Regions from separate parts of the Mus musculus genome. Here region 2 is linked to region 1. The links are chromatin loops, found by intact Hi-C in ENCODE. Cell type or tissue: gastrocnemius. All regions are shown on one strand. Each heading gives the region's core, and the rest is flanking DNA. Links, peaks and the distances in the headings are about the cores only. Region 1 holds the start of Eif4ebp1 (eukaryotic translation initiation factor 4E binding protein 1). Region 2 holds the start of Brf2 (BRF2, RNA polymerase III transcription initiation factor 50kDa subunit).

What was found. Hi-C counts contacts between places; a loop is a spot of excess contacts. Peaks named below come from ENCODE experiments on the same cell type or tissue, not always from the same donor. Only the 100,000 strongest peaks of a DNase experiment are listed, where the experiment ranks them.
Region 2: a loop joins it to region 1, with 2.4 times the contacts of the local background. A loop is called at or near these places in 12 of 42 quality-filtered maps.

What each region holds. Positions count from the first base shown.
Region 1 is chr8:27,253,439-27,264,578 of GRCm38, forward strand. Eif4ebp1 (eukaryotic translation initiation factor 4E binding protein 1) reads left to right here and starts at 6,889. Exons shown (of 3, transcript NM_007918.3): 1 at 6,889-7,112. The coding sequence starts at 6,971. In gastrocnemius, for the core only: no CTCF peak of the experiment used is centred there; DNase peaks (open chromatin) are centred at 6,949, 7,202, 7,761 and 7,997; H3K4me3 peaks cover 3,194 bases; H3K27ac peaks cover 3,938 bases.
Region 2 is chr8:27,123,475-27,134,614 of GRCm38, forward strand. It overlaps Brf2 (BRF2, RNA polymerase III transcription initiation factor 50kDa subunit), which reads right to left and starts at 5,158. Exons shown (of 4, transcript NM_025686.2): 1 at 4,947-5,158; 2 at 3,986-4,045; 3 at 2,346-2,667; 4 at 358-1,146. The coding sequence starts at 5,100. The coding sequence ends at 420. In gastrocnemius, for the core only: CTCF peaks have their summits at 5,260 and 8,475; DNase peaks (open chromatin) are centred at 4,596 and 5,239; H3K4me3 peaks cover 1,631 bases; H3K27ac peaks cover 1,318 bases.

The sequences.
Region 1 (11,140 bases), core at 1,976-9,975:
TGTGAGTCCTGGGAACTAAGCCCAGATCCTCTATTGAGAATATCAAATGCTTTTTTTTTTTTTTTTTTTTTTTTTGGTTTTCGAGACAGGTTTTTTTCTGTGTAGCCCTGGCTGTCCTGGAACTCACTTTGTAACTCAGAAATCCACCCGCCTCTGCCTCCCAAATGCTGGGATTAAAGGCGTGTGCCACCACGCCCAGCGCTCAAATGCTCTTAATCTCTAACATGTTTTGAGCCCCTGAATTGATTTTATTAAAAAGAAATTTCTTTTGGCTTGGAGTGGTGATACACTCCTGTAATCGGAAGATCTGGAGTCTTGGGCCATCCTCTCTGCTTCAGGAGTTTAAGGCCAGCCTAGGCAGAGGTTAAATAAAGCAAGTGAAACAAAGCAAAAACAAAAGCAAAATACAGGAGAAGCAGGAAGGCACTAGGGGGCGCCCTGGCCCAGTAGCTGCAGGGCTGCAAAGCAACCCCAGGGCCTCCCTCTTTGGATGATGGCCTCTTGGGTTTCTCTTACACTTCCACACTCCACCGTGGCTGAAACAAAACAAAACAAAACAAAACAAAACAAAACAAAACAAAACAACAAAATTTCAGTCAAACCCCTTCCTACCACATCCCCAAACCTTTCTTTTTTTTATTTATTCACAAGCTTTCTCGTGTGTCTGTGCTGACCTCTGACCCAGGAGTTAGGTAGGGATCAGGTTATCTTTGCGAAGTACACAGCCCCCAGCACACTAACACCCTTAATACACGTCTCCTTTTGCCTTATTTTATGCTTCAGATAATGGACATGTCTGAGCTTGGGCAGCTGTCCAGGCTGAGAACCGGAAGGCAGGGTTTTTTGCAGAGTTTTTTTTAGAGTCCCTTTAAGACCACCATGGCCCCAGGCAGGCACTGTTTTTCTACATTTTTTTCAAGTCACCTTTTTTTTTTTCCAAAGTGATTTGTAAAGTCCACAGAAATGGAAAGTGGATTTGAACCCAGGACTTTTCTCTCTGTATACTTTTCTTTGTTTGTTTTTGGTTTTTGGCTTTCCGAGACAGGGTTTTCTCTGTGTAGCCCTGGCTGTCCTGGAACTCACTCTGTAGACCAGGCTGGCCTCGAACTCAGAAATCCGCCTGCCTTCTGTCTGTATACTTATGGACTTGATACTTTACCAACAGCTTGGAAATCTACGTCATTATTAACAGTGTCAGTCCTGTTAGATGATGAGAAGCTGGAAGGATGAATGGTGGGATTCAGTGTGAGTCAGATGAAGGGAAGACAAGGCAGTCACACTAGGGCCTTACCAGGGTCTTGGGAAGAAGACCAATGTCATCACCCAGAGAAGGAGCCATTCCAGGCCCCTGTGTAGAGTTACATGCCCAAGTCTTCAACCCCTGTGATAGTATTGAGAGGTACGACCTTTGCAGAGGAATTAGATTTAGAAGGCCATCAGGTTGCCCTACGGTGGGGTTGGTGTCTTTATAAGATAATGAAGAGACACCAGAGCATGCATCTCCTCTGTGCTGAGAGAGAATAGAGCAGGAAGGGGAAGGCAGGAATAGTCAGCAAGAGAAGCTTTGGTGGGAACCAAACCGGCTGGAGCCTTCTGTGACCTTCTAGTCTCCAGTCTCCCACCAATGTGTGTTGCTCAGGCTCCAGTGCGGTATTCCATCCTAGTGACACCGGCTCCCTAACCCTGTTCTTCCCCCCATTGCTGCCTTTGCTTTTCTCTGGGGGTTGCTCTAGTTTCACATGAAAACCAACTGCTTTGCCCGTTGTGCTGATTCATGCCTGTAACCCCAGCGTTCAGGTGGAAGATCAGGCGTTCAAGGTCAGCTTGAGTTACAAAGGCAGGTTCAAGGCCAGTCTGGGCTCCATGAGATCCTGTCTCAAGAAACCAGACCTGGGCTGGAGAGATGGCTCAGTGGTTAAGGGCACTGGCTGCTCTTCCAGAGGTCCTGAGTTCAATTCCCAGCAACCACCTGGTGGCTCACAACCATCTGTAATGAGATCTGACGCCCTCTTCTGGTGTGTCACTGAAGACAGTGATAGTGTATTCACATACATTAAACAAATAAATAAATAAAATAAATATAGCCATTTCCAGGTAGAGATGTCATTCATTTCACGAGCACCATGGCTGTTATTCAGCATAATTATATACCATAATGTAGAACTCACTGGAGTGGTGGATATCAAGTAGGGAATAAAGATACTTGAACTTGGGTTTTGGGCATAGGCAGACTAACCCTCACCCCCAAACTTATATCTCCTTTTCCTTATGTGTGAAGTGAGGGTGATGTTAAATGGTTGTGGAGTTGCTTGCAGAGGCTCCATTAGAGGGGGTGCTGGGTAGGAGGTCAGCAGAAGCTTCCCTCCACTTTTTCCCTGTTACTGTTGGCTTGATTGAAGCCCATTCCAGAAATGAAATTCCTGCCTGGTACTGTTAACTGGGATCAGAACCTCTGGCTGGGAAGGTCATGGGCCCTAGGGGAAAACCTATTATTGTTATCCTGTTAAAAATACATAGTATCAAACTGCCCCTACAAACATACCTTTATCCCACAGTCTAGGACATTTCTAGATCCTTATCAGAGACGATTCTTACCAGATAAGCGTATTTTCTCACTGGATCATGGTGGACAAAGCGATATACAACTGGTCAGTGTGCAGAGAATAACAGATTGTGGTCCAGGTGTGGTGGCACATGCTTTTATTCTCTGTATTCTGGGAGCAGAGGCAAGCAGAACTCCATGAGTTCAAGGCCAACTTGGTCTACACGGTGAGTTCCAAGCCAGACAAGGCTACCTGGGGAGAATCATTTCAACAACAACAACAACAACAACAACAACAACAACAACAACAACACAACAGATTAGATAGATGGATCTCAGAGATTATAGAGTGCTCAGCACTAAATGGGGGTTTGTATTAGCTCTGTTTACCCCAGGCTTGGGATCCATCTTGGAGAGAGCAGAAAGACCAAAAGAGCCAGAGGTAGGGAACAACTACTATGGAATAGTATTTTCTGGGCATGGGAGGCCCAGAGCTCACAGGAGTGCACACACAACACCTCTGTCTGCAATCACATCATGTGCACAAGATCAAGTCAGCCAAAGTCCCAGCATGGATGAAGGGGTTAGAAAATCTACCCCTAGCTGCGGAGCTACCAGGAATTGATGGATTCAGGGGCGGGAGTGCGCCAATGTCCTTCAGGGATGTGCTCAGGTATGGGTTGCACATGCTCCAGTGGGTAACCTATTGCTAGGCACATTCTGACAGTACTCTCTGGGTTTACAACAGAATACAGGGGGCTGGTGAGATGGCTCAGTGGTTAAGAGCACTGACTGCTTTTCTGAAGGTCCCGAGTTCAAATCCCAGCAACCACATGGTGGCTCACAAACATCCGTAACGAAATCTGATGCCCTCTTCTGGAGTCTCTGAGGACAGCTACAGTGTACTTACATATAATAAATAAATAAATCTTTAAAACAAAACAAAACAACCAAAAAAAAAAAAAACAAACAAACAAACCCCAGAATACAGAAACTTCAGAGGGAAGGTGGTAGAGGGGACATGGGAGGACTTGGAGGGGAGTGGCCACCCTTGACTTGTAACTTTCTTCTTAGTGTTTTGAAACTTCCCTGAGGGTTGGAGAGATGACTCAGCAGTTAAAAGCACTGGCTGCCCCCTTCCAGAGGTCCTGAGTTCAATTCCCAGCAACCACATGGTGGCTCACAACCATCTGTAATGGGATCTGATGACCTCTTCTGGTGCGTCTGAAGACAGTGACAGTGTACTTACGTACATAAAACAAATAAAAAAGGAAGAAGGAAAGAAAGAAAGAAAGAAAGAAAGAGAGAGAGAGAGAAAGAAAGAAGGGGAGAGAGAGAGAGAGAGAGAGAGAAGAAAGAAAGGAAGGAAGGAAGGAAGGAAGGAAGGAAGGAAGGAAGGAAGGAAGGAAGGAAGGAAGAGAGAGAGAGAGAAAGGAAGAGAGAAAAGAATCTTCCCTGAACGTCCGGAGTCAGGTAAGTTTATTTTCTGAGTTTTTCCTGTCTCCCTTCTCCCTCAGGCAGGGAATGTTTTAATTAGGGGTAGAGTGTTACACAACACCAGAAAGGTAGGAAGATTCCTCTCAGACTTGGCCCTGTGAGTCTTCCAGTCTGGCGGATCACTGCAGACTTTGTAACATTCTTTATAATAAAGTGGGGAACGTAATTATCTTCCCTGAGTTCGAGGAACTGCTATGGCATATTCTTCAGGCCAGAGAAGCAGTGTTGTGGGCAGTCAACTGACAGCCGGCACTTCAAAACACACAGGACACAGTCTCCACTGGGAATTGGAATCTGAAGTCTTCTGAGAACACTGGCTCCAGACAGGCAGTGTCAGACCTGGTCTGGTAGAGCCCTTGCAGTAGGATAACTTTGCTCTTGTGAGAAATCTCCTCTTCCACATCTGACATGAGAAGTATGTGCGACCTTGTCTGTGAGGGGGGTCTCCCCCCACCCCCTCCTCTTTCAGACAGGGTCATATGTTCCAGGCTGCACTTAAATTGTGTTTTATAGCGCAGGATGACCTTAAACTTCTGATCTTCCTGCTTATATCTCCCAAGTACAGGGAGAACCAGTATTGGCCACCGTACCTAGCTTCTTACATCCATTAAATATTTTACACTCCTTTATTTTGTGTGTGTACATACGGTGCATGTAAAAACATGTTATGGAGCTCATGTAGAGGGAAGAGGTAATTTTATGGGAATCTGTTCCCGAGCTCTCATAGGGATGAAACTCAGGTTAGATTTGGCAATAAGTACCTTTATCTGCTTGGTCATCTCAATCCCCCATATCCTTTTATATTCCATTAGAAGACTTGATATGAATGAGTGCCTGCTCTGAGAGAGGCAGAAATCACCATAGGCAAAATGGGTCTGCAAGAGAAAGAATTGAGCAGGGAATTTGTAAGAAAACTCTAAAACGATCATTCTCAGGGCCATGTGGTTCGCAAAGCCCAGGAGGGAAGCTTATCTTCCCTGGAAAGCTACTCAATGGAGCTACCAAGGCAGGGAAACGGTGCTTACCCTCAGGCTCAGGTCCCTCCTAGCTGTGGCTGTAGGCTTGTGGGCAATCATCTTTAACTCCTCAACTTATCCAAGTGCCTTAGGGGTAATAGAACACTGTCTTAGTCAGTGTTCTATTGCTGTGACGAGATACCATGACCACTGCAACTCTTATAAAAGAGCACATTCAATTGAGGTTTCTTGCTGTTTCAGAGGTTTAGTCCATTGTCATCATGGCAGGGAGCATGGTGGCACACAGGCAGACATGGTGCTGGAGATGTAGATGAGAGTTTCTTATTTGGGTCTGTAGGCAGCTGTAAGAGAGAGCCACTGGGCTTGGCTTGGCCAATTTTTTTTTGTTTTTTTTTTGTTTTTGTTTTTGTTTTTTTGTTTTTGTTTTTTTGAGACAGGGTTTCTCTGTGTAGCTCTGGCAGTCCTGGAACTCACTTTGTAGACCAGGCTGGCCTCGAACTCAGAAATCTGCCTGCCTCTGCCTCCCGAGTGCTGATCCCCCAACCTTCCCTTCCCGAGTTCTAGGATTATAAGCTTACAAAGTGCCACCACGTTCAGTTTTTATGTTGATGCTTCGGATTTAACCGTGGACTTAGTGTATACGTGGTAAACTGTCTACCAAGTGAGCTGTGTTCCAAGCTTCCCCTTCCCCGTGTTTTTTTTTCTCTCTCTCTTTCACGGTTTAAGACAGCGTCTTAACATGTCTGGCCCAGGCTGTGCATCAAACTCGCCACAACCATGTCTGCCCTCAGCTTTTCTGTAATGCTCCTGTCTCAGTTTCTCTGAGCTAGCATGCCCAGCTTAAGTCTCTCTCTCTTCTTTCTGTGTCTGAGACAGGGTTTTGCTGGGTAGCACAGGCTAGAATCCTCCTGCTTCAGTCTCCTCATTGCTGGGACAAGTGTGGACCACTTGAATGCTGAACTTGGATGTTGGACTTTATAAACAGGCCCTTCCCTGAAATCGTAGTTCCAGGAAATCTGGGGCCTCTAGAACAACCAAACAAGGCAAAAAGCAAAACCCCTTTCAACATGCTTCTCCCAAAGGGAGGAAGGTGGCCCAGTGTGTTCTCTCAGGCCAGCCCGGACAACAGTGAGAACAGGGTTCTGGCCCTCCCTCGGCTGTCAACTTGGGATCCTCCTAGGGCTTCAGCCTCCTCACGGTCGGGATTATAGGCATTTCCTACCATATGGAGATTGATTGACACAGACACTGTAACCGATTGGACATGCATTTTCCCTTCCCTCCCTAGTGACTACCAGACAAAGTGCTGGAGTGGAACCCAGTCCAAGTACTATGCGGATCTTTGACCGGTTAACTCTAATCCTCCCAGCCCACAGTACGCAGAGCTTCGATCCTGCCCATTCCTCATCAGATTTATATTCGGTTCCTAGCTGGCTGGCTAGGTCCCTCTTACTCTTCCACTACTCCTTCCAAGTCCAGGAATGTGCGCTGTGCAGCCGCTGCTCTGACTCCTAAAAACTGTAAAACTGTAAAAGCTGTAGAAACGTTAAGAATGGCGAAGGATCAGCCCACCCTTTCTTCTCTGAGGATCGGCCTGGGATCGAGAGGTCACATCCTAATATAGAAAGCAGGCGGTCTGGTGCGCTGAGACGCTGCCACCAAATCGGAGAGTTCTGCCACCGTCATCCCTACCTAGATCTTCCCAGAGTCTCGGGGAGGAACCAGGGAACCCAAGGGGCCCACACTGGGGTTCCTGCACTGGAGAGGACAGAAGCTGCCTAGGTCAGCAGCTGGGGAACCACTTGCAGGCAGCGGGCTGGGGCTGGGTGGGGCCGGGCGGACCGCAAGTCTCAGGGGGCGTGGAGCCCAGGCGGAAGGGGCGGGCCGGGCACGAGAAGGGCTGGGCCGAGGTGCCGCGGGGTTGCTGGAGGGTCGTGGGCGGCGTGCAGGAGACATGTCGGCGGGCAGCAGCTGCAGCCAGACTCCCAGCCGGGCCATCCCCACTCGCCGCGTAGCCCTCGGCGATGGCGTGCAGCTCCCGCCCGGGGACTACAGCACCACTCCGGGCGGCACGCTCTTCAGCACCACCCCGGGAGGTAGGCGCTGGCCGGGGTCACGGGCGACCTCGGGGGGCTGGAGGATACGTCGGGATCCGGAGTCTCACGTGCGACGGGGAGGGCGGCATTCGAGGGGTTCGGTAGCTGGCCAGAACGGACGAGGGGCGTCGGGAAAGCAGAAGGGTCACCGTCTCGGTTGCTCGCCTTCTGGGTGTGGTGGAGCGTGGTCTGGAACCCGGCTGCAAACTGCCTGCATTATTAGCCTTTTCCTGGGAGATACGGCAGAGTGCCCTGAGCATACAGATAGGCACTCTGCCAGGACCACCATGTGCTTAAGGGCGACCTCTGTGGGTGTCAGGGCAGTTTGGGGTGGGACAAGATCAGGGAAAGAGGCTGGCCTGGAGATTAAGTTTAGTTGATCTCCCTTGGAATAAGTGACGCCTGCACACTTTTTTTTTTTTTAACCTTTCCGGAGGCAGCCCTCTTTGCTTTGGACACTCGCTCATTAATGGAGGCTGGACGCTGAGGGTGCTTCTCTGCCACCTGTGGCTTGTGTTAAGAGAGAGATTCCTGCAGGGGCGGCGTCTGGTGTAGTGCAGAACAACACGTTCCTCGGGCCTGGGGGGCAGGGCACAGCGTTGAACTGGCCCAAGTGGCGGAGGATGAGGAAGAGGAAGCTGAGTTGGCGCGGGTGGGGGCCGGCCTCCGGGAACCAGGCATTCCCAGCTTGCCCTGGAGCCCCAGTATAGACGCTGATGAAACCTACCCGCCTGTTTGCATGATGAAATCCTCGTGGCTCACTACTTCCCTCCCAATCCTCGCGCCGCTCCCACCCACTTTTGCGCTTCTCCCCTCCCCGGTCTCCTCCCCCAACTACTCCTCTTACAACTCAAAAACAAGAGGAATCCTGGCGCGGTGATGAACCTTGGGCTACTGCTGGCGCAGCCGGGCCACATGCCTATTTTCTCGGGCAGCTGTCCCTGCACCAGGGAGCACAGCCAGATCCCAGAACCAAGGCACCGATGAAGGGATCTTGGAGCTCAGTCAGTGTCCACTGGGTTCTGTGATCTTCAGGACACAGCACCAAGGCCTCGCTGCTTGAGCACGTGTCTGTTGTGCATCGTCATGCTGAGTTCCTACACTCAGCAAGAAGTAGCAAGCAGGGCAGGGGGAGAAAGCCGGCTCCCTCTTATTAGAAACGGCCCAAAGGAAAAGTTTTCTGCAGGCTTCTGGCCTCCCGTTACTGGAGTTCTTCAACCCCGCTGGCCACTTTTTAGTTCACGCTGTTGCCCCTTTGTCTTTTCGCAGAACTTTGTGTTGAGCACAAAGTTTCACAGAGAGTTGAGTCCTTTTAGGCGAGGTGTGAATCAGGGTGTATTTTTTATTTTTATTTTTTATAGGCACCGATACAGACCTAAAGGCTCTGGGAAACGTTTATTTTCTCTCTTGCCCGTCCCTTTCTGGATGAACAGGTTAGCTGGGTAGCAATAGCCAGTACTGTTTGTAATGCACTCTGATCCACTTCTCACTGTGGTCTGCGAAGTGTCCGTTGGCAGACCAGGTAGTTCCCGTTGTCTTTGAAGAGGAAGGGGTTTCCTTAGAGTGTAGCATTTGCTTCTTAACTGAAAGAAAGCAGTGTCAGGTCCCCAAAGCCAGCTGGCCCTTGTCAGATTTTTGTTGCTGTTGTTGTTGTTTGTGTGTCACACAGTCCATAGCTCGAGGAAAGACTTGCTTGTTTCTGCCAAAGCCAGTTAATTTAAGGAGTGGGATCTTTTCCCAAAGGCCATTCATTCCAGGTCGCCTCTGCTAAAGGGCAGAAGCTTGACCCATTTGCTCCAGAATGTTTCTCATCACTTAGCACCCCAACGAGATACGGAATCCGAGTGCAGAGGTCTACAGGGTGAGTTACGGGAGAGCCAGGGCTACACAGAGATCCTCCTGCCTCACCTTACTGAGTGTTGGTAATTCCGGGGTTAACAGCTGTTGAATACCCTTTGGGCTATTTCTCTTTGCTCTCATCTATTCTCTGCAAATCCATCTAACTTTTGAATTTTCTTACTTGTATCAGGGGCCAGCTGGGAGTTCAAGGTCAAGTGAATCACCCTGAGGTCTACTCTGTCCTCTGGATCTATGGGCGTATAAAGCCCATGAGCTTGAATCAGGACTGAGTCATCTGCCTAACCATTATATGCTTGATTGGCTCACATTCCATTTTGAGTACTCAGGAGTTACAAGGGAAAGGGATAAACAACACACAAACAAAGCCCATACACGCACACACACACACACACACACACACACACATATACACATATATGTATACACACACACACACACATATATACACATATATGTATACACACACACACACATATATACACATATATGTATACACACACACACACACACACACACATATATACACATATATGTATACACACACACACACACACACACACACACACACACACACGGCTTTTTTCCTTGCCTTTCCAGATCTTTAGGAGTCTGGCAAAGTAGATCTCATATCCAGGCATAAAGTCAGGTTTCTTGAACTTAAGCTTCCTATACTCCTTGGCATGTGACTTGACCTGTAAGGGGCTGCAAGCTCTACATGAAGAAATACTACAGGAAGCTACTTCAGCTGAGAATGGCTTTGAAGCAGCTGCCTCTGGAGACCAGGGCACAACAGGTGGCCTGAACCATCTCCATTCCTGGGACTCTGGTCAGTGGTCATTAAGCCTTTGGTAACCTAGGACATTTCTGAAGGGAGTGTCCCACAAGAAGATTTGAACCTGGGAGTCTTTAAGATTGCTAGCAATGTCATAAACAGGATCTAGTGAACACCCACCAAGGATGGATGTTTGACTTCTAAACCTACAGAAGTTGTTTGGGTGGTCATACCTCATAGTACCTGGGTAAGGTTAATTAATAATCAGGCAGGCAGGTAGGTAGGGTGGCAGGTGTAAATGACACTGTTTTGTAAGGGGTAAAGTTGAATGTAATGGTGCAGAGACAGGAGAATCTTTGTGAGTTTGAAGCCAGCCTGGTCTACAGTCTACATAATAAGTTCCAGGTCAGTCAGACCTACATAGCGAGACCCTATCAGAGAAATTAAAAAAAAAGTCTCTGTCTGGGAAGCTGACCTTGAGGTGGCTGCCAAGTGTTTAACTCCGTCAGTGCTGGGAAGAGGGGAGGTGGGCTGGACGCTGATGCCGGTGACTTGATGTCCCGAGGTCTTAGTCACACAGAGGGGAGAAGTTACAGCTGAGGATATTATTAAGGGCCGAATGAGAGAGCTTGGATATCGAGGTGGCAAGGAGATAATGGTCCCCGTCTGACATGCACCCGAGCTTCCATTTAAAGTGTTTGAAACAATATATAGTAGGTTCCAGGACATACGACTGAATTGGAAGGGGGTTGGGTAGAGCACTCCAAGCTACCTTTGCAGCCTCTTGGTTTTTATTTAAGGCATGCCCTGCAACTAGGAAGATAGTGTGACTTGGAAGGATGGGATTCAGGTGACGATACAGCTGACGGTGGGATACAAGCATGGGGCTTAAGAGATGGTTCCGAGGTTAAAACATGCTTGCTAGCCAGGCGTGGTAGTGCAAAACAAAAAACCAAAACAGCAAAAAAAAAGTGCTTGCTGCACTTGGAAAGGTCTGTTCTTTAGCCCCTGGACCTCTGTCCGTCATCATTCCACCATCATTCTAGCTGAAGGGGTGGCCTTTCCTTGCTTCCACAGGAACCTCTCCCTAAATTAAAATAAAAGCCTAGAGGCTCGGAGGGGGAAGCTCAGTGAAGGGGAACTCTGCAAGAGGATCTGACATCACAAAGGAGGGGGAGGAGGGGCGGAGGCTGGAGGGTGACTTTCAGGTGTAAGAGAGAGTGGCTATGTTGGGAGTTAGGGGACTAGAGGTTTGGCACAGACTTTCAGTTATGAGAGGGGTAAATTCCAGGGGTGTACTCATCAGTGGCTATAATTAACTCTGCAGTGTTTACTAGAAATCAGCTCAGGGCAACTGTAGCCATATCCTTCCGTACACAGGCAGACATCCGAGAGA
Region 2 (11,140 bases), core at 1,591-9,590, 130 kb before region 1:
GGGTCTTATGAATACTGCAAACCACTAGAGCCTAGACCAGACACCAGCCAGGAACTGCTGCTCCTGCTCATGGAATGGTTGATAGCACTAGGATGCAGCTCGTTCACCCCAGCAATGCGTTTACTGCACACTAGGGTAGAAGAGAGCTGGACAGACAGACTCCTTAACAGTCTTAGGAAGGATTCATCCTGGACTGTATAGACAGCTGGCTCAGTGACCTGCACCACGGGTCAGGACTTCCCTACCCCACCACCATAGTCATCGCATCTGCCTCCCATCTTCTCTAGGACCTTGGTCCAATTAACTGCAAGGCTACTCTTGGTTTCTTTAAAAAAGAAAAGCCAAGAGTCATTTCTTGCAACACAACAGGCCTGTTAATAAATTGCAGTCAGAACTGAAGACACCTTAAAGAACGTGCATCAGGGAGGGTTAGGGACACGCATGGCTGCCTGGCTAGCAGCTTGGGCTCTCTCAAAGTCTCTAACTTCCTGAGGGGTGCGCAAATACTGCTCTATTTCACTATCTGAAATATCCTCATCGCCAGTCACTGCAGATTCGGGGGGCAAGGTGTGGGTCCGCTTGGGGGGCTTCAACATGCAGGGGGGCAGGAGGGGAGTGGGACTGGCGGGACGTTTCCTCTTGGGCAAATCGAAGGGACCATCCCCCACCTCGTCCTGCTGTCCTTGTCCTTGTCCCTGCTGCTGCTGCTGCTGCTGCTGGGTCTCCACTTCTGCTGTTCCATCTCGAAAAGCCGTTCGGACCAGCATGTGGCGGTGCTGGAGAAGGTCACCAATGTGTTTCACCACCGACCGCTTGTTAAGTTTTAGAACCTGTAGCCAGGCCAGCTGGCCGGCCATCTGAAGGAGCACGGCCAGGAGCTCCTGCAGGCGAGAGGCAGCTGGGTAGGGCAGGTCCACATTCGCCAATTTACAAAACTGGGCAAGAGAGCAGGTCAGCCGGTCTGAAGGCCGCAGAGACTGCCATGCCAGGAAGGTGGCTGCAGTGATGATGGGCAAGGGATGCCGTCCAGTCACTAGCCACGTCTCATCTGCTAGCTCCACCAACAGCAAGGTTCGAGACAGCATCTTGTCTTTGTCTTCCACGTATTTGGCTGGCACGGACGGGGACGCTTGGAACAGTTTGAAGCTGAAACACCAAAGTGAGGGTCAAGTGAATGAATGATCACGGTGCCCTTTCAGGGTGAGAAGTGTCGTCCTCCCAAGGCTGATTGGGAAGCTGTTTGTCCTGGAGACACCCAAGCTTGCTGGGGAGAGGGACTGAGGAAAGGGGGCAGACGTTTGCCAGGTGAAGGGCACTAACAGAGTTGAGCGCCTTCCTCTTGCACAGTTCCAACGTCCTTGATCGCTCTATGGAAAGTGTGCTGTTACCAGCATCTACTTAGGATATGACCAAGTTCCAACCATTACTGGTGTTTTGCTTTTTGTTTTGTTTTGTTTTGTTTTTAAATATAGGGTCTCACCATGTTATCCAGGCTGGCCTAGAACTCCTGAGCCTCTTGCTTCAGTCACCCAAGTGCTGGGATTAAGAGTGTGTGCCATTGGCTAGGCGGTGGTGGCGCACACCTTTAATCCCAGCACTTGGGAGGCAGAGGCAGGAGGATTTCTGAGTTCAAGGCCAGCCTGGTCTACAGAGTGAGTTCCAGGACAGCCAGGGCTACACAGAGAAACCCTGTCTCGAAAAAAACAACAACAAATAAGAATGTGTGCTAACATACTTGTTCAGCCACTTTGTGGTTTTGTTTTAAAGTATACTAGTGAGAAAAAAAAAAACTAATTTATTAAAACAAAGCAAAACAAAGGCAGGCTAAGGACAGTGGTGCACACTTGTAATCCCAGCACTGGGAGGATAGGGACAAGAAAGCCATGCGTGCAAGGGCAGCCTGGGCTGTGTGAGACTGTCTAAACAAAACAGTGACCAAAACCCAGTAAAGCCTTAGCTTCTGACCCTGACCCACCATTAACTGGCATCTTTGGACTCCATATAGAGGTGACCCTGCTGGAACAGGGTCACTGCACATGACGTAGCCCCTGCCATGTAATTCCATCGACTGCCGTTCATAAAGCAGGAAATGACAGCTCAGCAGTACTATGCCAAGGCTGGCTAACAGGCTTTTTTTTTTTTCTTTTTTTGTAATTATCACACTCCTATGATGGAAAAGGGATTTGAAATTACAACGTTTTGGAACAGTATAAACAGTATTAACATGTATAAATTGCATTAGTAGTAAGCACAAAACAGGAAAGACCCTCCCATCCTTTGAGACAGGCTCTGGGTGAAAGATGCCCGGGATCCAGCCCAGCCCGGTGTTCCTCCTAGACCAGTACCTGCTGCAGTAAGACTTCACCAAGTCTGCCAGGCACAGGGAGGGCACATCCAGCCCCAGGAGCTTTACCATCTGCATGTAGGTGCCAGAAAACAAGTCCAGATCGGCATAGAGCAGTGTGCAGATGGTTCCCATGGTGAGGGGCCAGTTATGTTGCCGACAGGTGATTAAAACACAGCATCCGACTAACACTTCCTTCTTCTGCAGCCTGGCAGCTCGGATCCCAGACAGCTGATATGCCTTCTGGTAGTAGGAGATTGCTGTATCCTCAAACGTTAGCGGCAGCTTCAGAATCCGACACAGGTCTCTTACTCGACGGAGATCTAGGAAAACATGCAGGAAGCAGAGAGGTCAAAGAGAGTAGTGTACAACTGCTAGCAAGTTCTGCTAGGGCTTAATTGACTTCTGTTAAACTTGCCATATATACCAGATGCACAAATAATATGCCCTTCTGTGCTAACAGGACACCTGATATGGCGTGTGTTTTGTGGAGCTGGAGTTACATGAGATCCTCAACCATGCTGGGCACACCTTTTAATCACCGAGCTACATTCTTAGCCCTTTAGAACCATGGTCCTTCCAATGGTGCACAACACTTGTAGAAAGGTCACATTCAATCCACCACCTTCGTATTTTAACTTATGGACAAGGCAAAATGTCTTTTCTTTTCTTTCTTTTTTTTTTTCCTTTTTTTTTTCTTTTTGGTGCTGGGGATTGAACCTCAAGCCTTACACATGATAGGTACATATTCTATCACCGACCTACCCCTAGCTCCAAAGCCATGCTTTTACTCAGGCTCTCTGTGCAGACCCAAACCTTCCTCTACCTCTATGCCTTTTAGTTTTTAATACACACTCAGTATGTAGGCTGGGCTGACCTCAAACTCTATCCTCCTGCCTCAACCCCAGAGTGCCGAGATTGTAGGCACACGCCACATTAACAACTGTTCTCTCGCAGCCTGCCTGACGCCAGTAACACTGAAAACAAGGACACACAGACAGACTAGGTCATCAAAACAACCATCTCAGTCGGGTGTTGGTGGCGCACGCCTTTAATCTCAGCACTTGGGAGGCAGAGGCAGGAGGATTTCTGAGTTCAAGGCAGGCCTGGTCTACAGAGGGAGTTCCAAGACAGCCAGGGCTACACAGAGAAACCCTGTCTTGAAAAACAAAAACAAAACAAAAAAGTCTTTAAGGCCACGGTGTCATAAAAGGTTGATGCTCCGGAATGGGTGGGTAGGGGAGTTGAGGGGAGGGTATGGGGGACTTTTGGGATAGCATTAGAAATGTAATTGAGGAAAATACGTAATAAAAAAATATATTTAAAAAAGAAAAGAAAAGAAAAAAAAAGGTTGATGCTCTGGGCTGGAGAGATGGCTCAGCAGTTAAAAGGCACTATTGCTCTTGTAGACGACCTGGGGTTTGCTTCCCAGCATCCACAGGGCTGCTCACGACCATCTATAACTGCAATTCCAGATGATCCAACCCCCTCTTCTAACTCCATGGGCACCAGGCATGCACATGCTGCACACACACACATACATGCAGTAAGAACACCCATACACATAATATCAAAACATTAAACAGTGACATAAATAAAAGCAAAGCTGAAATTTAAGGGGGAAAAAAGTTTGATTCTCACCTCGTTGCTGGCAGCGACTAACTTGTTCGTTTTCCCCAGTGCTTCGAGAATATGTCACTTCTGTAAAATAGCAAACAACAAATTACCCAGCTGGCCTTCGTTCACCTCCTCCTTGCCCTCTGACTGCATAAGGCCAGGGAGATTTCAAATGACTGTGTATCTACTTCTACCTCAGAGAAGATACCCATCTATGTAAAAGTAATAGGACAGAACTGTATTTTTAAAAGCTGCACTGGCAATTCTGATTTTCCAATAATTTCTCTGATACATTCACTTTTGAGGGCTGCATTAGCCAAGGGCTAGAGCAGTGGTTCTCAACCTTCCTAATGCTGCCACCCTTTAATACAGTTCCTCACGTTGTGGTGACCCCCAACCTTAACATTATTTTCGTTGCTACTTCATAACTGTAATTTTGTAATGGTTACACGAAGATTGCATTAGCTACAGAAAAAAAAGAGAATTATGAATTGCATTATGAATCATAATGTAAACCGCCTATATGCAGGATGGTCTTAGGGGACTCCTGTGAAAGATTCTGTGGACACCACGGCGGTCACCACCCACCGGTTGAGAACCGCTGTACTAGAGCAATGGCGTGGAACGCAGAGGAGAGCAAGTTGCCAATTAGTGCTAAAACCTGCTAGGAGATGATGGTTCGTGTTGTTATTTTCAAATAATTTACCGGCACTCCTTCAACACTGACTAGGTCTGACAAGACGAATGAAACCTTTATCGTTTCGTTCATTCACCAACCAATATACCCACCCAATGCCAGACACCGTTGTAGGTACTGGGAAATCAGATGGATCGCACCCTCCTCCAGCTCATCTGTTTACTTAAGCCCAATTCTCTCACATTTAACTGTGCGCATGGCCAAGAAAGGGAGGAGGCTGGAAAGAGGGAGCTGGGTTTAAGGACTCCACCGCCCAAGGCTGGCGATCCCCGGGTTCAAGACCAGTACCCCTGAAGTTGCCCTCGTCGCTAAAGGTGGTAGTTAGGACCCCTTCGGTGACCACGCAGCCGCAGTCGGAGCACACCAGCTGGCTCTGAGAATAATGCGAATCTTCCACGAGCTCGGAGGAGCCGCAATCCGGGCAGCGGCTTCCGTTCGGCATCTCGTCGGTCGGTCCAGGGCTGCGGTACCGCCGTCAGGCACAAACTCCCAGAGAACTTGTAACTGGGCAGCGGCAATAAAGTGGAGGGGCGCTTATTCCGGATGCACCATCCTCCTCCGGCCAGCTGGCCAATCGGCTGGCAGTTTGCTCCTCCCCTCGGCAGTACGCCACTTCCGATCCCTTCTGTGGACTCGGGTAGAAACCTGAGTTAGAAAGGGAGGTTCCTGGATTTAACTGTTTCTCAGGCTCTCTGGGTTTTTGTGGTTAGGCCACGTGGGGAGTTGACACAAACCACAGATGTGGAATTGTTGTCTGCAAAACACTATTTTTTAAAATATATTATCCAATTTATAATTTATTTTTTAGCCTATCATGCTTATGTAGCCCAGGCTGACCTAAAATACTGATCCTCCTGCCTCTGCCTACTACATGCTGGGATTACAGGCTTGTATTACCATGCCTGATTTAACTCCCTTCAAAAAAGTGGAACCAGTTTTTTCCTTTCTATGTAGTAAGGAACGTTAAGTTTGACCGTAGTAGAAAATAGATCACTCTGCAGTGAGAGAGCAGTAAATTGTGTTGTACTCTACGGACCTCCCCACACTAAGTTGCCGTCTCTCTTTCAAAGTCTCTCTTGTTGTTGTTGTTTTCCAACATATTTCTTTAATCCTAGCATTTAGGAGGTAGAGATTGAGCCAAGCCTGGTGTACATAATGAGTTCAGTCCAGTCAGAGCAACTTAATAAGAACATGTCTCTAAATAAATACAATAAGATGAACTAAAATCTTGAGTGGTAGATTTAAATATCTTCAGAGAATAGCATGAAAAACCATAGTTCTCTCCTCAAAGAGGATGTACAAGAGTTTATGCTAGAGCCAAAAAGGAGGACTTGAGCCCAGGAACAGATAGATACAAGTTTCTCCAAATAACACATAGAACTGTTAAGTGGTTACATGAAGATTGCATTAGATTTAGAACAAAGAGAGCCATATATCATACGATAGGGACCACTGGTAATAACATTACAGAATATGGGGAAACCCTTTCCATGGGTTTCAGATGCTATCTTCTGAATTGATGGAGGCTAGGAGTTGGTAAGAATGCATTTTAAATTGTCGGATTTTATTGTTGGTTTGATTTGGGTGTTTTGTTTTGTTTTGTACTTTAAGACAAGAGTCACTGTATATCTCTGGCTGTCTTGGAACTCATTATATATACCAGGATAGTCTTAAACTCACAGAAATCTGCCTCTCTCTACCTTCTGAGTGCTAGGATTAAAGACATTTGCTACTACATCTGGCCTTCAAACACACACATACACACACACACACACACACACACACCTCCTCTCTCCCCTTCAACTTTTGGCAAACTGGAAGCTACAGGCCGACTCAGACATGTTTAAAACCTTGAACTTTGAGCTATCCACGTGGCACGTGCCTTTAATTCTGACACTCAGAAGGCAGAGGCAGGCAGGTTTCTTTGAGTCCAAGGGCAATTTGATGTACAGAGTGAGTGCCTGGCCAGCTAGGGCTAGCTAGACCCTCTCTTAATTTTTTTTTAAGAGAGAAAAGGGGAAAACAATCTTGTATTGAACTTTAATATAACTCGCCTGTTGCCCCAGCACTTGGAAAGTAAAGGCAGGAAATCAAGAGTTAAAAGCAAGGGGCTGGAGAGATGCCTCAGGGGTTAAGAGCACTGACTGCTCTTCCAGAGGTCATGAGTTCAATTCCCAGAAACCACATAGTGGCTCACATCCATCTGTAATTGGATCCAATGCCCTCTTGTGTGTTGGTGACTGTGTACTCATATATGTAAAATAAATAAACAAATGAGAGAGAGAGAGAGAGAGAGAGAGAGAGAGAGAGCGCCAAAGGGCTGGGCGGTGGTGGCATACACCTTTTTTTTTAATTAGGTATTTTCCTCATTTACATTTTCAATGCTATCTCAAAGGTCCCCCATACCCACCCCCCCAATCCCCTACCCACCCACTCCCCCTTTTTGGCCCTGGCGTTCCCCTGTACTGGGGCATATAAAGTTTGCAAGTCCAATGGGCCTCTCTTTGCAGTGATGGCCGACTAGGCCATCTTTTGATACATGGCATACACCTTTAATCCCAGCACTTGGGAGGCAGAGGCAGGCGAATTTCTGAGTTCGAGGCCAGCCTGGTTTACAGAGTAAGTTCCAGGACAGCCAGGGCTACACAGAGAAACCCTGTCTCAAAAAAACAAAAACAAAAACAAAAAAAAAACAAAAAAGAGAAAACAAACAAACAAAAAACAGCCAAAGGAAACAAATAAAAAAGATAAAATAAAACCTGAGCTTTAAGATGCCCTAAGATTCTGACTCCAGACTTCTTAGTTTTATGTAGATCAAAGAATCCTGAGTAAAATATTGCTTTCAGTGATACCATTATAAAAACCAAATTACAAATTTGATGTGCTTAATGTGTTGGTGCCATTGTTCTGAACACCTGTGTCAGAAACTTAGTCCCCATGGAAATAGTATTGAGAGGTGGGGTCTTTGGGAAGTTACGGCCATGGTGGCTCTGCACTTAAGAATGGACCAATACAGTTTTAAAAAGGATATATTCCATTTGCCCTTAAACCTTCTGCCTTGTGAGGACATAGGATTCCATCCCTCTGAAGGATGCAGTCTTCAAGACTCTCTCTTAGAAGAGACAGCAGCCCCCACCAAACGCCAAGCTTGTGCCTTGATCTTGGGCTTGCTAGGACTGTGAGAAAAAAATTTCTAGCTTCTTATAAATGACTCAGACTTGAAAGTATTCTGTTATGGCAGCACAAATTATATAAGACGTGGTGTTATACAAATATGAGTTTAAATTAAGGAACAAAAATATTTTTAAAGGATTTATTATTTTAATTACATGTGTGTTTATGTGTGTATGTATCTGCATACCTATGTAGGTATCCTTCAATGCCAGAAGAGGGCTTCAGACCCCTTGGAGCTGGAGTTGCAGGCAGTTAGAAGCTGTCAGACATGGGCTTTGGCAATTAAACTCAGGTCCTTGACAAAGCAGGAAGCATTCTTAAACATGTAAACATCTCTCCAACCTTTTTTTTATTTAAAGTAGGAGGCCAGAGGGCTCAGTGGTGAAGAGTAATTGGCACTATTCCAGAAGACATGAGTTTGGGTCCTAATACCCACATTGGTCAGCTCACAACTGCTTGTAACTCCAGCTGGCCTCCAAGGCCATACAGGTGTGCACACATACAGCATACACTTACATGGGCCTATACATATAAAAATAAAATAAACTTTGAAAGATATCAGATCCTATGTATTCCAGTGTGACCTCAAATGAGCTGTGTAGCCTTGAAATGTTAACTCTACTGCCACCACCTCCAAAGGGCAGGAATTACAGGCACATGTCACCACACCTGGTTGACAGCCTTTTATTTTTTAAGATTGTATTTTCAAATTGTGTGTGTGTGTGTGTGTGTGTGTTCAAGTAGCTACGTGCACATGTGGGTGCAGGTGCATGTTCACGAAGTTGCCCATACGGCAGAAGAGGGGTTCTGATCCTCTGTAACTGGAGTTACAGGTGGTTGTGAGCTACCTGATGTGGATCCTGAAAACACAGCTTGGCTTATTGTAAGAACAGTACATACTCTTAACTGCTGGGCCATCTCTCCAGCCTTTGAGATTATTTTATAAACCAAACCTAATTGCACTCACTGGGCTAGCTCAGCGGTAGAATACTTGTCTATCAGCATCCTGTGTTTGATCCAACAACAATAACACACACAAATTTTTTTAGAAGACAGGATCTAGCTATATTGCGCAAGGTCATGTCAAACTCCTGGGCTCAATGCCAGGTGGCGGTCTATGCCTTTAATCTCAGCACTCTGGAGGCAGAGGCAGGTGGATCTCTGTAAATTCAAGGCCAACCTAGTCCACAGAGGTAGTTTCAGGACAGCCAGGGCTACAGAGAGAAACCCTATCTAAAAGTAAACAAACAAAAAACAAAACCAAAAACAAAACCAACCCTCCTGGGCTCAAATAATCCTCCTGAGCCTACCTTAAAAGGTAGGATTAGAAATGTGTACCACTGGGCTTGGAAATAGTATCAATGAAAAGCTTGGAAATTTTAGAATCGGTTGTATCTGGAAAAATGGGGGGAAAATGAATTAAATATTGAGAGCTACCAGAATTTAGGAATCTGAGAGCAACAGGGCCTCATTGGCACCAGGGCTTCAAGTTTGTGGAGAATTCCTGCTTCTTGGGCTGACAATGGAGAACGTGCAGTCTTTCCAGGTGGTTGTTAACTCATTCTCAGCCTTACATTGGAGGGGCAGTGTGAGACCAAACAGAAAACTATTAAACAGAGTGCACTCCAGATAGTGTCTTACTACCTTCTTCATAAATAAGGGTCCTCTCTTAAGGAGTATAGCTACCTTCTTTAGAAGATCAATATATTTCCATGCAGCTGATAACAACCACCCCCAAAAGAGGAAAGATGCTTATTCATCAAAAGAGCCCAGGTGACACAATGACCACATTCATGGTGACTCCTCAGCTAGAAGCGCTGAACCTCGGGAAGACAGAGTTGAGTAGGCAAGGCTAGCTGCTCCCGGGAGAGTTATAATGAGGAGTGAGATGCCATGGGCTTCCTTTGTATCCAATGAGATTGTGTGTTCCCAGAACTATAGTTGAGAAAAGGGGCAGCTTGCTGACCATAGGCTGTGCTTTGTCTGTCACCCAGCTGTTTGTCCTTCCCTGCTCTGATGGTCTTGGGCCTTGCAAGAATTATCTGCAGAGCAGACACTTCTCTTACAACCTTTATTTAGAGGAGCAGTGGTGGTGCACGCCTTTAATCCAGCACTAGGGAGGCAGAGGCAGGCGGATTTAATGTGAGTTCGAGGCCAGCCTGGTCTACAGAGTGAGTTCTAGGACAGCCAGGACTACAAAGAGAAAAACTGTCTCGAGAAACAAAAACAGACAAATAAAACCCCTTTTATTTACGTATATGTGTCAGTGTAATTATAGTCACGTGTGTGCAGAAGCCTGCAGTAGTCAGAAGGCATCGGATCTCCTGGAGCTAGGATGGCAGGCAGCTGCAAGTGGCCCAGAGTGAGTGCTAGGGACAGAACTCGGGCCTTCTAAAAGAGCAACAGGTACTCTTAACTACAGAGCCATTTCTACAGCCCCAGTGAAAGGATTCTTTAAAAGAGTGGCCTGGGCGTGGTGGCACACACCTTTTCTAATCCCAGCACTTGGAAGGTAGAGGCGGACAGATCTTTATGAGTTCTAGTTCAGCCTGATCCATTGCGTTCCGGGAAAACTGAGGAAGAAGACCATAGATTGATCTCACTGGAATCTGCACAGCATAAGCACAGGGTAAGGGTTAGGGACACACACACACACACACACACACACACACACACACACACACACACGAGTAAAACTGACTCTGACTCTGAGGTCCAGCACTTCTCCCTGCCCCAGATTCCCTGCCTCTGTCAGGGAACTTTTCCTATCACTGACAGGCACATGGGCAGGCATCTCTTCCAGGTCCTGCCTTCAGAAAGGATGGTCCCTTTGTCCAGGAGCGTCCCTTCCCCAATTTCCTGTCTGGGCTGAACAAAGAGGGGTCGAGTGGGGATGATAGGAATGGGAGAATGAGGAGTGGTGACTCACTGGCCAGCTCGGGGGGTGGGGGGGGGCTTACTAATTTGACTGCTACTCATTTTATTTTTTTCATAATTTCATTTTTTATGTGTGTATGCTTTTCAGACGGTGCAGCTGATGTTTTTATCCAGATCTCTAGAAGCAACTCCGTTAGCATTAGAAATAATAATGGGTTCTCAAGAATGTTTTTAAAGTTTTTGAGACAGGGTCTTCTTGTGTACCCTAGGCTGATTTCCATCCCTCAATCTTCCTGATTCAGTCTTGGAGTGTGGGTCACAGTTACATGCCACCGATTCTGCTCTGATGTCGTTCTTACATTATACACGGAACCGAATCAGATTGCTGGCATCTGTCACTGCAGCTCTTGGTACTTCGGGTATTTCATTCC